Regions from separate parts of the Homo sapiens genome. Here all the other regions are linked to region 1. A link is a contact called in ENCODE Hi-C or POLR2A ChIA-PET data. All regions are on one chromosome and are shown on one strand. The core of a region is the stretch at or near the end of the contact, and the rest is flanking DNA. Distances in the headings are between cores, read along the strand shown. Region 1 overlaps LOC124903876 (a long non-coding RNA gene). Region 2 holds the start of RUNX3 (RUNX family transcription factor 3). Region 3 overlaps USP48 (ubiquitin specific peptidase 48).

Region 1 (3,928 bases), core at 1,347-3,846:
ACCATAGAGTTATGGAAGGAATGGGGAAGGGATTGCCGGAAGGTATTTTATATGAAATAGCTCATTTAATCCTCCCCAGGATCCTATTAGGCAGTGGTTCTAAACTAGGGTTGATTTTGCCCCCAGAGGACATTTGGCAAGATCAGGGGACATTTTAGGTTTGTCACAGCTTGAGTGGGAGTTGCTACTGGCATCTCTTGGCAGTGAATACCCTATGTGGTAGAGGCCAGGGATACCGCTAAACATCCTGCAATGCACAGGACAGCCTCACAACAAAGAATTATCCAGCCCAAAATGTCAATAGTGTTGGGTCTGAGAAGCCCTGCTATGCAGAGGGCGCTTGTATATACATATCAATTTAACAGCCAAGAAAGCCGAGGCTCAGAAAGTGTAGCCACTCGCTAGCCACGTGGTCTTGGGCAAATTAGCCTCTCTGTGTCTCAGTTTCCTTATCTGTAAAATGGAGGCAACAGTACCTCTGTTACCTAAATAAACATTTGTAAAGCACTTAGAATGGTGCCTGGCACATAGTGTTACATGAATGTTTGCTAAAAATATATAAACAAGCTTACCCAGGAAACACGGAAAGTAAAAGAATTGTAATGAAAGCCCAGGTGAAAAAAATCTAAAGAGACTTAAGGACATGGGGGCTGGAATATGAGAGACCTCCTGGGGGTGTACAGCCCTGTGAGCAGGTAAGGCTGTCCACCGTGTGACATCCTATGTTCCCTGCCACCCCCCACCACCAGTAGCCATGAGGTTTTCCTTCTCAGACACTGCTACCTTAAATGCACTTCATCTTTTTAGGTTAAAATGATATGCACTTCAACATGAATCTCCTTGGCAAGTATCTGACACAGTAAGCCACTATCAGTCACTAAGAATAATTCAGGATAAATTAGTTTTTCAGTTGCCTCCCAACAAATAGGCCGAATGCAGGTTATACTGAGAGTGGAAGGTAAACAGAGGCTGACAGCTTAGTGTTCAGAGGCAGGCTTAGGACAGTGCTGGCAGGTGCACAGTTGTCCTCAGCAATCCTAGACCATCAGTCATTCCCCTACCAGCCAGCACCACCTAGAACAGGCCTCAAGTCTGGGCCCTGCCTAGCTTTGCACCCCCTTTCAGAACCTGCTCCTGACCCTCCCCCACCTTCAGCTCTCCTGGTCTTTTTACTCAGTCTGGGGCCTATTCCCTACTTTCCCACTTTGACCTCTAATCCTGTCCTCAGTCAGAGCCCAGATTCCTCCACCAGCTGCTGAGACCTGCCAACTTGCTAAGTGATTGCCCTACTCAATGCTGAAGGCCTGACATATCAGCCCGGCTCTCTCAGCAAGCCCCAGGGCTGTGAAGGAAACTGGGCAGAGGGTGTCACAAGAGTGGAGGGAGAAAAAACCAAAGCAAGGGTCACCCATATCTCTACTCTGCCCAGAACCCGCCTGCTACGCCTATTCATTAGAACATTCATGGCCATTTACCGAGCTCTTTAAGCTATGAGTCTTGCACACTTACAACAGCTCTCACAGCTGTGCCCCACTCCCCCATCCCTGGAGACCTACAAGGGCCCATATTAACTGTATTACTTCTCTATTGCTGCTATAACAAAATGACTACAAACTTAGTCACTTAAAACAACTTAAGTTTATGCTCTCAAACCAACCTGATCTCACTGGGCTAAAATCAGGGTGTTTGCAGGGACTTCCCTTTCGGAGAATCTGGAAGATAATTGATTTCCTTGCCTTTTCCAGCTTCTGGAGGCTGCCAACATTCCTTGGGTTGTGACCCCTTCCTTCATTTTCAAAGCCAGCAACATGGCATCTCTCTGACCCTGTTTTCGTGGTTGCCTCTCTTTCTCTGACTCTTTTCTGCTGCCCTCTCCCACTTTTAAGGACCCTTCTGATTCCATTGGACCCACCTAGATAATCCTGCATAGCAACCTTCATTCCATCTGCAAACTTAATTCCCACTTGCCGTGTAACAGTACATTCACAAATTATAGGGATTAGGACACAGACATCTTTGGAGGTGACTATGATCCTGCCTACCATGTTAACCAACCCAGAGTGGCGGGGACCATACAACCCAGAGAGCTTGTGCTCCTTCTCAAGGGAGCAACTGCTGCTCAGCTCCAGCTGTCATCATCATGCATCAGTATGGGTTCAGTGTGGCTGAGTCTGCCAATATTTCAAGTGAAATCAGAAAATTGGACTTTCAGGTGAAGATTTCCAATTCTGACATCACTGTGCAGACCAAAAAAGAACAAAAAATCTCATAGGCTAGATATAGCCTGAAGCCACCCAGGTGTGACCTCTGGGTCCACCTCTACCACATCAGCTGTGTGAGATGATGAGATTTCTCTGGCATTTACAGGCTCTGCAGGTTCTGGGGGATGGAGAACCAGTCAGGCCTAGAGGCCAGAGAGAATGTGGTCAGGAGCATAGCGGGTACTGAAGGGGGTGCCTCAGGGGAAAGTTCAGAGGGAGAAGGGACTGACCATCTCCCTAAGGGACTAACCATCACCTGCAGGAAGCAGCAGTGCCTCAAAGGGTACAGGAAATCAGGCTGAGGCCGACCTGAAGAAATCAACCAGAGTAAGGTGGGCTTTATGGCTTGTGACCTCAGAACAAATCAAGCACACTCTTTCTACTTTCAAAAAGTATCAGTTCTTCCCCTCCCCACAAAACTAGCAACATTGGCTGACTGTGAGAAGAGGATGGCAGGGGCCGGGGTGAGAAGGAGGCCTTTCACTTTATGCCTCTCGAGCTTTTTGAGTTTTTAACCAGGTGAAAGTATTACCTACTTAAAACATTAAATTCAAAAGCTTTTATTCATTTAAAAATATTTTAAAATACAATCGATTACATTAGAGGTAAAAACACAAAAGTAGTTGTCATGGTGATGCTACTGCACTTCCATGAAGATGGTATGTGTGGTCATATAACAGGATGGTTTAGAAATGGTGAAATCTTCATACATTTGGCTAATTACTCCGGACCCATCGCCTGTCATTCAAACTGATGGCTGCTTTTCCTTATCCTTACATGCCAGCACTTGAATAAACCAGGTTGGTGTCTTTTGGAGTTCTTTTCCATTCTGACTGGCACAAAGCTAAGGCTCTGGAGTCAGTCGGCTTGCCTCTTCCATGCTGTGTGACCTTGAACAACATGCTTAGCCTCTCTGAGCCTGTTTCCTCATCTGTATAATGGCTTCATAGGCTTTTTATGAAGATAAATGAGTTAATGTGTATAAAGCACTTGAAACAGCACAAAATCAGTGCCCATAAATGTTGACACTTATTATTAACTATTTTCATTATTCTTTTAATCTTGTTTATTTTTGAGTGGGGGGATTATTAAAACCATAACTTAAGACATGTAACAAAACATAAGTAACGTAGGTGAACTAAAATGAAGCGAATTTAACCTCTGGTCCCCCAAATCCTTACAAGCGCCCTCTTAACAGGAGTATCATTGTCTATTTCATAGATAGAAAAACTGAAGCTTGGGGAAAGTGAGTGAGTTGCTCTAGGACACTGAGTTTGGAAATAGAAAAGATAGGAGCTTGAACCGCGTTTTCAAGACTCCAGATCCCATGGCTTTCAACTCGAGGCTGTCCTACAGTATGATTATAAAGTAACAGGTGCTCCTTCCTTATTTGGTCCAAAAGAAAAAAAAATTGCAGGGCTCAGAGGGGAACTTGGCTTTTTGATTTGTTCAGTTTGGGGTCAGCCCTTCCTTGCTCCTGGCCCCAGATTCAGTAGATTCCAGGGTGGGGGGGTCAGGTCAGCAGGTCTCTGGCTTATATTCTGGCCTCAGCTTTGGAGCCAAGTTATTCTCTCCCCTGGGAGGGAGTCAGGGTTGGGGAGGGGGTGTCAGAGCCTGGAGACTGCTGTGGATGTCCCTGGCCCAGCTGTGGCCTGAGCTTTCTCACC
Region 2 (4,215 bases), core at 1,241-3,740, 1.4 Mb before region 1:
CCCAGGTGGGGGAGTCGGAGTTCTCCCTCCCATCAAACAGACGACAATTTTTGTCGGTCCGGGATGGGGAGGAAGCAGGTGGAAATTGGGAACAAGCTAGCCTGTTCTGTGGGTCTTCCCCGGGTGCCTGAAAACGCGAAGACAGAAGGCGTCCATCTTATCAGAGGTGAGGAAGGCGGCCTTGGTTTGACACAAAGCCATCGGTTTGTCTGAGACCTGGCCGCATGGATGGCAAGGAAAGGGCAGCTCCTCGGGGGCGGTCGCCGCGCCTGCACCCGGGGCCGCAGCTGGCGCGCATCTGTAGCCCGGCCGGGCCCGCACCTCCGCGGCTGGCAGGGCGCGGGCGCCAACTAGCGGCGGCTCCCGCCACTGTGCCTGCCAGGCGGCCCCGCGACCTTGGTCTGGGGACCCAAGGGCCTGCACCCGCCCCCCCTCCCCCCGCCGCCCTGGTCCCTTGGATCTGGTGCCCACGGGGAGCCAGCGCCCTACGGAGAGCCGGAGCCGTGCCGGGCCCTGCGCCAGGTGCCAGGGCCCACAAGAGTCCCTCATTCTCTGGAAACTTGTCTGTGAACCCATCGTAAGCGGAGAGGGAGAAATCAGGCGGAGGAACAAGCAAAGGGCACGGTGCAAACCGAAACCATTCGACAAATGGAATTTACCACCACCTGAAACAGCGGGTCATGGTCCCGCAACCTGCTCGAGGGCAGCACGTGTTGCCCGCCCCCGGCCAGGGCCCTACCTGGCCACGACGCGCTGCGCCTTCTCGGAGACGTTCCCGGAGGTGGGAGCGCCCAGGCTGGATCACTCGCTTTCCTCTAGTTCTGCTGCTCGTGCCAGCGCGTCCGAGGGCGCGCGGGCCTGGGTCCGCAATCGACAACTGCCAGGCGCAGGCTCTCTTAAAAGGTTCAGTAAGGGACCTTTGCCGTCCTTCCTTTCGACACGGCCTGAGGGCGTGCTGTGAGGTCCCGAGGTGGGTAGGGGCCAGCTCTCCCGGTGGTCGGGGTGAGTCCAGAGTCCTTCGCCCCTGGAGCGCACGCGGGGCTTGATTTCGTTTGGCAACGACGAAATGGCGCGCGCTGAGCAGGGGTCAGATCCATGATGAGATCTTGCGGCCACCGTCGGATCCTAAGCTTCTTTGCTTCCGAGGCTTGGAATTCATTGTTTTGCACCTGTCGAGAGCCGGAGGCAACGAAAATCTAGCCCCGTCTCCAAAGCGGCGGGGAGGCTCAGCACGCGTTCGTTCCCCAGAGTCTAGGGAGGTGTCTGGGGCGATAATTCGGAATGATTGTGGCTTGATCTTTCCCGTTGCCCTCCCAACTGTAGCCGGCCCCTAGGTCTGCTCGACAGACTTAGGAGGCGGGAGAGGAAGGGGTGATTTGCAGTGAAGCCCAGGAGAGGTTGGGCCACGCGGCTGGGAGTGGGAGCGGGGACCCGGAGCCGGGCGGGCAGGCAGTGCCTTGGCGAAGCTGTCCGCGGTCCCTGCGGCGCAGCCGGAGCGCACGGGCCCAAGAAGAAGTGGGGTTGGACCCGCAGAGGCCACTTTCCACCCGCATGGAGAAAGAAAATTCTCTCCTCTGAAAGCGAGGGCCCTTAGCTTTGCAGCCACTGCTGTTTTTCTTTTGCCACCGACGCGCGTACCGTTTCACGATGCAGGACCGTGGTTACATGCGTAAAGGAAAAAAAGAAAAACGCATTTTGCAGGCCTCGTCGTGTTTTTCAAAGAGCCACAGGCCGCCACAACGAAGAACGACGCCGCGAGGCCTGCAAGATCCTGAAACTTGTTTTGAGGGGAGAGCAGAGAGGAAAGGGGTTGTTGGCCCCAGGCTACTTAGGGTCCCTAGGAGACTCCCTTCCGCCTGTCCCCGGTTTGGCACAGGGGCCACCGAGGCTGGGACCAAAGCCGCGCAGGGCTGGGAGCAGCAAAGGCCGCCGGCCGGGCGTGGACGACGCGCAAAATCCCGTGTGGGGTGGAGGCTCTTGGGTCAGAATAATGTGCGGGACGAGGGAGGTGAGTAACCTCTTTGGGGCGGCTCCCAGTGCGGCGTCACCGGCCCTGAGACCCCGCGGCCCCCAGCCCGGGGTTGCAGAAGTCACAGGCCCGAAGCAGCAAGAGCTGGGGAAGCCCGGCCGCGGCCAGCGGGGAGGAGGAGCGAAGGGGTTGCGCCCCAGCGTCAGGGAGCTACGACCCGAGAGAGGGCGGCAAGGGCGCCTTCCGTGGGACCCGGACGTTCTAAGCAAATTTCTAGCATTTGCCCCGGGCTCCCAGAGCTCTCGGGGGCCCTGGGCTGTGGCACTGGGGCCTCCTCCGCGGGGTGGCGCCTTCCGCCCCTCCCCGTTGGGCGGCCTCCGGCAGGCCCCGTTCCTCCCCGCGAACGCCACCGAGGTGCCCGCGATGGGGGCTCCGCCGATTGGCTGTGCGACGCGTCGCTCCGCCAGCCCCGCCCCGCGGGCCCCGGGGGTACTAACCCCGCGCGGGCGGCCGCGGCCCCGCCACTTGATTCTGGAGGATTTGTTCTGGGGCTGCGGCCGCGGAGTCGGGGCGGCCGCGGGCGAGCTTCGGGGCGGGAGGCGGCGGCAGCGGCACAGCCCCGCGCGGGCCCCGCCGCGGCCCAGGCAGCCGGGACAGCCACGAGGGGCGGCCGCACGCGGGGCCGCGCGCCGAGGATGCGGGACTAGCCGGGCAGGCTGCGGGCGGCCGTCGGGCCAGCGAGGCCTCGCAGCGGGCGGGCCCTGGCGAGTAGTGGCCGGGCGCCGCCCCCTGCGCCCTGAGGCCCGGGCCCCGCCGCTTCTGCTTTCCCGCTTCTCGCGGCAGCGGCGGCCGAGGAGGCGCCCGCGCCGGCCGCCCCCGGGGGAAGCCGCGCCGTCTCCGCCTGCCCGGCGCCCTGACGGCCGCTGTTATGCGTATTCCCGTAGACCCAAGCACCAGCCGCCGCTTCACACCTCCCTCCCCGGCCTTCCCCTGCGGCGGCGGCGGCGGCAAGATGGGCGAGAACAGCGGCGCGCTGAGCGCGCAGGCGGCCGTGGGGCCCGGAGGGCGCGCCCGGCCCGAGGTGCGCTCGATGGTGGACGTGCTGGCGGACCACGCAGGCGAGCTCGTGCGCACCGACAGCCCCAACTTCCTCTGCTCCGTGCTGCCCTCGCACTGGCGCTGCAACAAGACGCTGCCCGTCGCCTTCAAGGTGAGTGCGGGACCCGGGGCGGGAGGGCGCCGGCCCTGGGGCTCCGGGCGTCTGAGCTGCGGGAGCCAGAGCCTCGGGAGCAGTGGGGATGGGAGGTGCCCGAGACGCCGCGGCGACACCCGGGCACCCGGTTCAGTCTGGCTGCGCGCTCGGCTCCGGGACCTCGGCGTTCCGTTTTGGATGCGCCCTGCAGGAATGACTTTTAACGGGGTTGCCCCGCTCCACCTGGGTTTTGGGGCGCCTTGCGTAGAGACGTTGGTGCGGAAATGGGCGGATGGGGTTTTGCGCCCCCCTAACCCGGATCGCTCAGATACAGCCCTGCGGGTAACGGAGAAGAGGATCCCGGGACAGGGGCAAGGACACCGCGGGTGGGGTGCGAACGGTGAAAGGGCCTACCCTCCGCCTCCAGCACCCCTCCTCCCGCGCCGCTTCGCAAAAGCTTCCTGCTCACACCCTCGGGCTTCCGAAATTTTACCGGACGGCGCTAGGCCGGGATCGGGGCACTGCTCTCCAGACGTTTGCTCGGGGATATTATGCGTCCCGAATGGCGAGTTGAGATTGGGGGACCCCTAACCCTGGCAGCCCCCAGCCATTTAGAGGACCTTTTTCTTTATGCCAGGGAGTAGGCGACTGTTTCATTTTCATTTTTTTAAGGGGGCAGCGAGATGAAACGAAAACGCCTCGGTTTTCCCCTAAACCTCTCACAGCTGCCGTGAGAAAAGGGCAGGGCAGGAAGGGCCGGCGGCTGGGGGTGGTGCTGCCCGAGGTGGCTGGAAGCTGAGGCCGTCCCTGCTCCCATTAAGACGACTCTAAATGGGAAAAAAAGGAAGAGTGGCTCTTTGAGGTCTCCCGGGTGACATCTTAAAATACCAGTGGGGGAAATCTCGCCGGGAGGGGCGGGAGGCCCGTGTGACTTTAATCGTCAGATCGGAGGTTTTACTGTCACTTGGAGCTTAAAAGGAGTCTTTGAAATTAAAAGAAGACAGGATGTTGACAGGAAATCTGGTCTTCTTAATCAGATCCCAAACATTTTCTC
Region 3 (4,136 bases), core at 1,426-3,925, 1.8 Mb after region 1:
GGGAGCTCTTGGTAGCCTCCACATGGGCTGGTTGCCAGGAGAACCAACCACGATGAGAGGTTTAGAACTTTTTAGTCTGACCTCTGGGAGGGGAGAGGACTAAAGGTTGCTAATCTCCAGTGGCCAGTGATTCAATCAGTCATGCCTATGTAATCAAGTCTTTTTTTTTTTTTTTTTTTGAGACGGAGTGCCACTCTGTCACCCAGGCTGGTGTGGGGTGGCACAATCACGATCTCGGCTCACTGCAACCTCCGCCTCCCGGGTTCAAGCAGTTCTCTGCCTCAGCCTCCAGAGTAGCTGGGATTACAAGCACCTGCCACCATACCTGGCTAAGTTTTGTATTTTTAGTAGAGTCAGGGTTTCACCATCTTGGCCAGGTTGGTCTTGAACTCCTGACCTCATAATCCACCAGCCTCGGCCTCCCACTGCGCCCAGGCTTTTTTTTTTTTTTGGAGACAGGGTCTCTCTCTGATGCCCAGGCTGGAGTGCAGTGGCGTGATCTCAGCTCACTGCAGCCTCTGCCTCCCGGGTTCAAGCAATTCTCTTGTCTCAGCTTCCTGAGCAGCTGGGACTATAGGCATATGCCACCACACCTGGCTAATTTTTTGTATTTTTAGTAAAGATGGGTTTTCGCCATATTGGCCTGGCTGGTGTCAAATTCCTGGCCTCAAGTGATCTGCCTGCCTCAGCCTTGCAAATTGCTGGGACTACAGGTGTGAACCACTGCTCCCAGACACTGTCTCATATTTTGTGAAACACTCAACCTCCTTGATCTGTTTTGATAGTTGATAGACACAGGTACACATAACTGTTTTTCTACTGTAAGGAAATTGGCACACACATGATGATAAATGATCCTTGATACCTGGGGCCTACTCCTAAGGAGGGATAAAATGGAGTTAGGGGCATTGGAGAATGACGAATGGGAGAGGCTACAGCCCTCTGTGGTTGGCATTCTGCTGTGCTGCTAAGGCTGGCTTTAGAAGTAACAGCTTATAATTAGAACTGTGATTTGTGTCTGCCTGTCCATCCGTCCTCCCTCCCTCCCTCCCTTCCTTCCTCCCTTCCTTTTCTTGAAACAGAGTTTCTCTCTAGTTACCAGGGTTGGAGTGCAATGGCATGATCTCGGCTCACCGCACCCTCTGCCTCCTGGGTTCAAGTGATTCTCCTGCCTCAGCCTCCTGAGTAGCTGGAATTACAGGCATGTGCCACCACGCCTGGCTAATTTTTTGTATTTTTAGTAGAGACGAGGTTTCTCTATGTCAGCCAGGCTGGTCTCGAACTCCCGACCTCAGGTGATCTGCCCGCCTTGGCCTCTCAAAGTGTTGGGATTATAGGCGTGAGCCACTGCGCCCAGCTGTTATTTGTGTTTGTTAAGTAGATTCTTTACCTCTCCAAGTAAGAGAACAAACACAACCCCGCCCCCCCATATTGGGCTATGTATGAAAGGCTTAGCAACAATTTAGAAGTTTAGAAAGCCCAAGCCCTTTTAATGCAAAGCACCGCCATTGGCTTTTTGGTTCCCACCTGAAGTGTGGCCATAGAGGCTCGGGAGCCATAGGTTTGGCCTGGGGTGGTAGTCTATCACAGGTCACCTGCACTTGGCATTCTGCTGTGGTGGTGTTCTAGCCGACTGAAGACGTATTCAGTGATACCTAGCAAGCAATTAATTTAAGAAAATTTAAAAAGAACAATGCCAGTGTTGTGGGGCCTAATAATACAGATTGCTCCCAGCTTCTCATAGTAGCTTTTGAAAGTCTTATTGTGGTAATATTTAGGCCATAGGTTGTGTTTGCCTTTTGATGCCAGCTTTAGAACCAGTTGAGTATGCATGATTTTTGGGTGGGGACAGGGAGAGCCTACCTTTTCTTCATTGTCTGAATTATTTTGCTATCAGGAACTGGAGACTAAAATCTAAACAGATCCAGTGGAACTATTTTCTGAGAATGATGTCTGTGTTTGACACATGGGAGTATCTGTTTCCCCAGCCAGGTCGTGTGAATTTTTTTTTTTTTTTTTTTTTTTGAGATGAAGTCTCGCTCTGTCGCCCAGGCTGGAGTGCAGTGGCGTGATCTCGGCTCACTGCAACCTCCGCCTCCCAGGTTCAAGCAATTCTCCTGCCTCAGCCTCCTGAGTAGCCAGGATTACAGGCGCCTGCCACCACGTCCAGCTAATTTTTGTATTTTTAGTAGAGATGGGGTTTCACCATGTTGGTCAGGCTGGTCTCAAACCCCTGACCTCGTGATCCACCCGCCTCCGCCTCCCAAAGTGCTGGGATTACAGGCGTGAGCCACCGCGCCCGGCCCGTGTGAAAAATTTTTACCACCCACTTGTCCAAGAGGAGGGAGTGAACAAACAAGACTTGATATTACACCTTTGAAAAGCAGAGTTGAAAGGATTGACAAAATAAGTGCCTACTTTGTTTTAGAGGTATATTTTCACCATGGTTACTGACACTATTTTTTCCTATCTGCCAAAGACCTTTGGGAGAGTCCATTGCCACTAGCTGTAATTTTCTTTCGAAAGAACCTTCCTAGTATATCCTTGTCACTGTTCCCAGGAGAGATTTTCTGTTACTTTTCTCAGTCTCAGAATCAGTTTTGTTTCTTCTTTTTTTTTTTGAGACGAGTCTCGCTCTGTTGCCCAGCCTGGCTGGAATGCACTGGTGCGATCACAGCTCACTGCAAACCCTGCCTTCCTGGTTCAAGCGGTTCTCTCACTTCAGCCTCCCAAGTAGCTGGGATTATAGGCACACGCCACCACGCTTGGCACATTTTTGTATTTTTAGTAGAGACGGGGTTTTGCCATGTTGGCCAGGCTGGTCTTGAACTTCTGGCCTCAAGTGATCTGCCCACCTCAGTCTCCCAAAGTGCTGGGGATTACAGGCAGGAGCCACTGCACCCGGCCAGTTTTGTTTCTTTAACTCTCTTATAGTAGACCTTTCCCATTAGAGATGAGTTATAAGCACTAAAACAAAACCCTAGCTTCTTCTCCCCACAGTGGATGGGTTCTACTTTATTTCATTAATAAGCTTTTTTCCCTCCTAGCTTTGATATAAGCTGACAAAACTGTTCTTAAATTGGTCGAACTTGTTTTCATTTTTATTTTTTCAAAAGTTTTAAAATAGAGACAGGGTCTCACTTTGTTGGCCAGGCTGTAGTGCAGTGGCTGTTCACAGGTGCAATCATAGTTCATTGCAGCCTCCAACTCCTAGGCTTAGGCCATCTTCTGCCTGAGCCTTCTGAATAGCTGGCACTATAAGCATGTGCCACCACACCCAGCTTCATTTTTATATTTTAGAAGACAGTATGTTTAAACTGAACATTAAAACAATTATTTACTTATTTTTGGAATATGTAACACATTTTATTGTTCAAAGTCTGAAAGGTATAAAAAGTGATGGGGTCAGCCTGGGGCAACATGGCAAGACCCTGTTTTTACAAAAAATAAAATAAAAAATTATCCAAGTATGGTGGCATGCACCTCCCAGCTACTCCAGAGGCTGAGGCTGGAGGATTACTTGAGTCCAGGATGTAGAGGCTGCAGTGAGCCATGAACATGCCACTTCAGTATGGGAGTCTCAAAAAAAAAAAAAAGGAAGTTCAGAGTGTTATTTACTTCTGACTTATAGCTGGCAAGTACAGAGATAATCTTTGCCGATAAGGTTGTTTCCAGTTTATAATGTACTCTTCTATCTAAACAAACGGGTGTGTTTACCCCATTTGTAAATAAAAAACATGGCAACATGATATGCAGTGTTTTGTACCTTCCTTTTTTTTTTTCTTTTTTTTCTTTTGAGACAAAGTTTCCACTTGTTGTCCAGGCTGGAGTGCGATGGCGTGATCTTGGCTCACCACAACCTTCACCCTGCTGGGCTCAAGCAGTTCTCCTGCCTCAGCCTCCCAACTAGCTGGGATTAACAGGCATGCGCCACCATGCCCGGCTAATTTTGTATTTTTAGTAGAGACAGGGTTTCTCCATGTTGGTCAGGCTGGTCTCGAAATCCCGACCTCAGGTGATCGCCTGCCTCAGCCTCCCAAAGTGCTGGGATTACAGGCGTGAGCCACTGTGCCTGGCCCACCTTCCTTTTTTCAACTAATGATATCGTTATATATCACAACATTAAAAGCTTTCCC

The links. Hi-C counts contacts between places; a loop is a spot of excess contacts on that map. ChIA-PET counts read pairs that join two places held with the same protein, here RNA polymerase II (POLR2A). Pooled maps may share reads with other maps.
Region 2: a loop to region 1 is called in a map with no recorded cell type, with 2.9 times the contacts of the local background. The contact joins the promoter of RUNX3 here to the enhancer-like site in region 1. A Hi-C loop is called at or near these places in 1 of 37 single-sample maps with no recorded cell type and 1 of 50 pooled maps. POLR2A ChIA-PET finds 5 or more read pairs at or near these places in 1 of 52 experiments (activated CD8-positive, alpha-beta T cell).
Region 3: a loop to region 1 is called in a pooled map, with 9 times the contacts of the local background. The contact joins two enhancer-like sites. A Hi-C loop is called at or near these places in 1 of 37 single-sample maps with no recorded cell type and 2 of 50 pooled maps. POLR2A ChIA-PET finds 5 or more read pairs at or near these places in 1 of 52 experiments (WTC11).

The regions. Positions count from the first base shown.
Region 1 is chr1:23,573,022-23,576,949 of GRCh38, reverse strand. It overlaps LOC124903876 (a long non-coding RNA gene), which reads right to left. Exons shown (of 3, transcript XR_007065537.1): 3 at 3,250-3,928. It overlaps LOC107984928 (a long non-coding RNA gene), which reads left to right. Exons shown (of 2, transcript XR_007065540.1): 2 at 1-514. Among named protein-coding and RNA genes, the nearest start is that of ID3, 15 kb to the right of the region's middle. RefSeq lists an enhancer at 2,104-2,193. Within about 2 kb of position 2,596, at least 5 of the 41 ENCODE cell types and tissues checked have a DNase peak (open chromatin) inside an H3K27ac peak, as active enhancers do.
Region 2 is chr1:24,928,551-24,932,765 of GRCh38, reverse strand. RUNX3 (RUNX family transcription factor 3) reads left to right here and starts at 2,490. Exons shown (of 5, transcript NM_004350.3): 1 at 2,490-3,179. The coding sequence starts at 2,898. It overlaps RUNX3-AS1 (RUNX3 antisense RNA 1), which reads right to left and starts at 2,309. Exons shown (of 4, transcript NR_183341.1): 1 at 740-2,309. RefSeq lists silencers at 252-471, 2,142-2,611, 2,812-3,251 and enhancers at 787-1,376, 2,816-3,549, 3,722-3,901, 3,550-4,215.
Region 3 is chr1:21,760,755-21,764,890 of GRCh38, reverse strand. The region is part of intron 1 of USP48 (ubiquitin specific peptidase 48); the gene reads left to right. Among named protein-coding and RNA genes, the nearest start is that of USP48, 20 kb to the left of the region's middle. RefSeq lists an enhancer at 2,910-2,989. Within about 2 kb of position 2,675, at least 4 of the 41 ENCODE cell types and tissues checked have a DNase peak (open chromatin) inside an H3K27ac peak, as active enhancers do.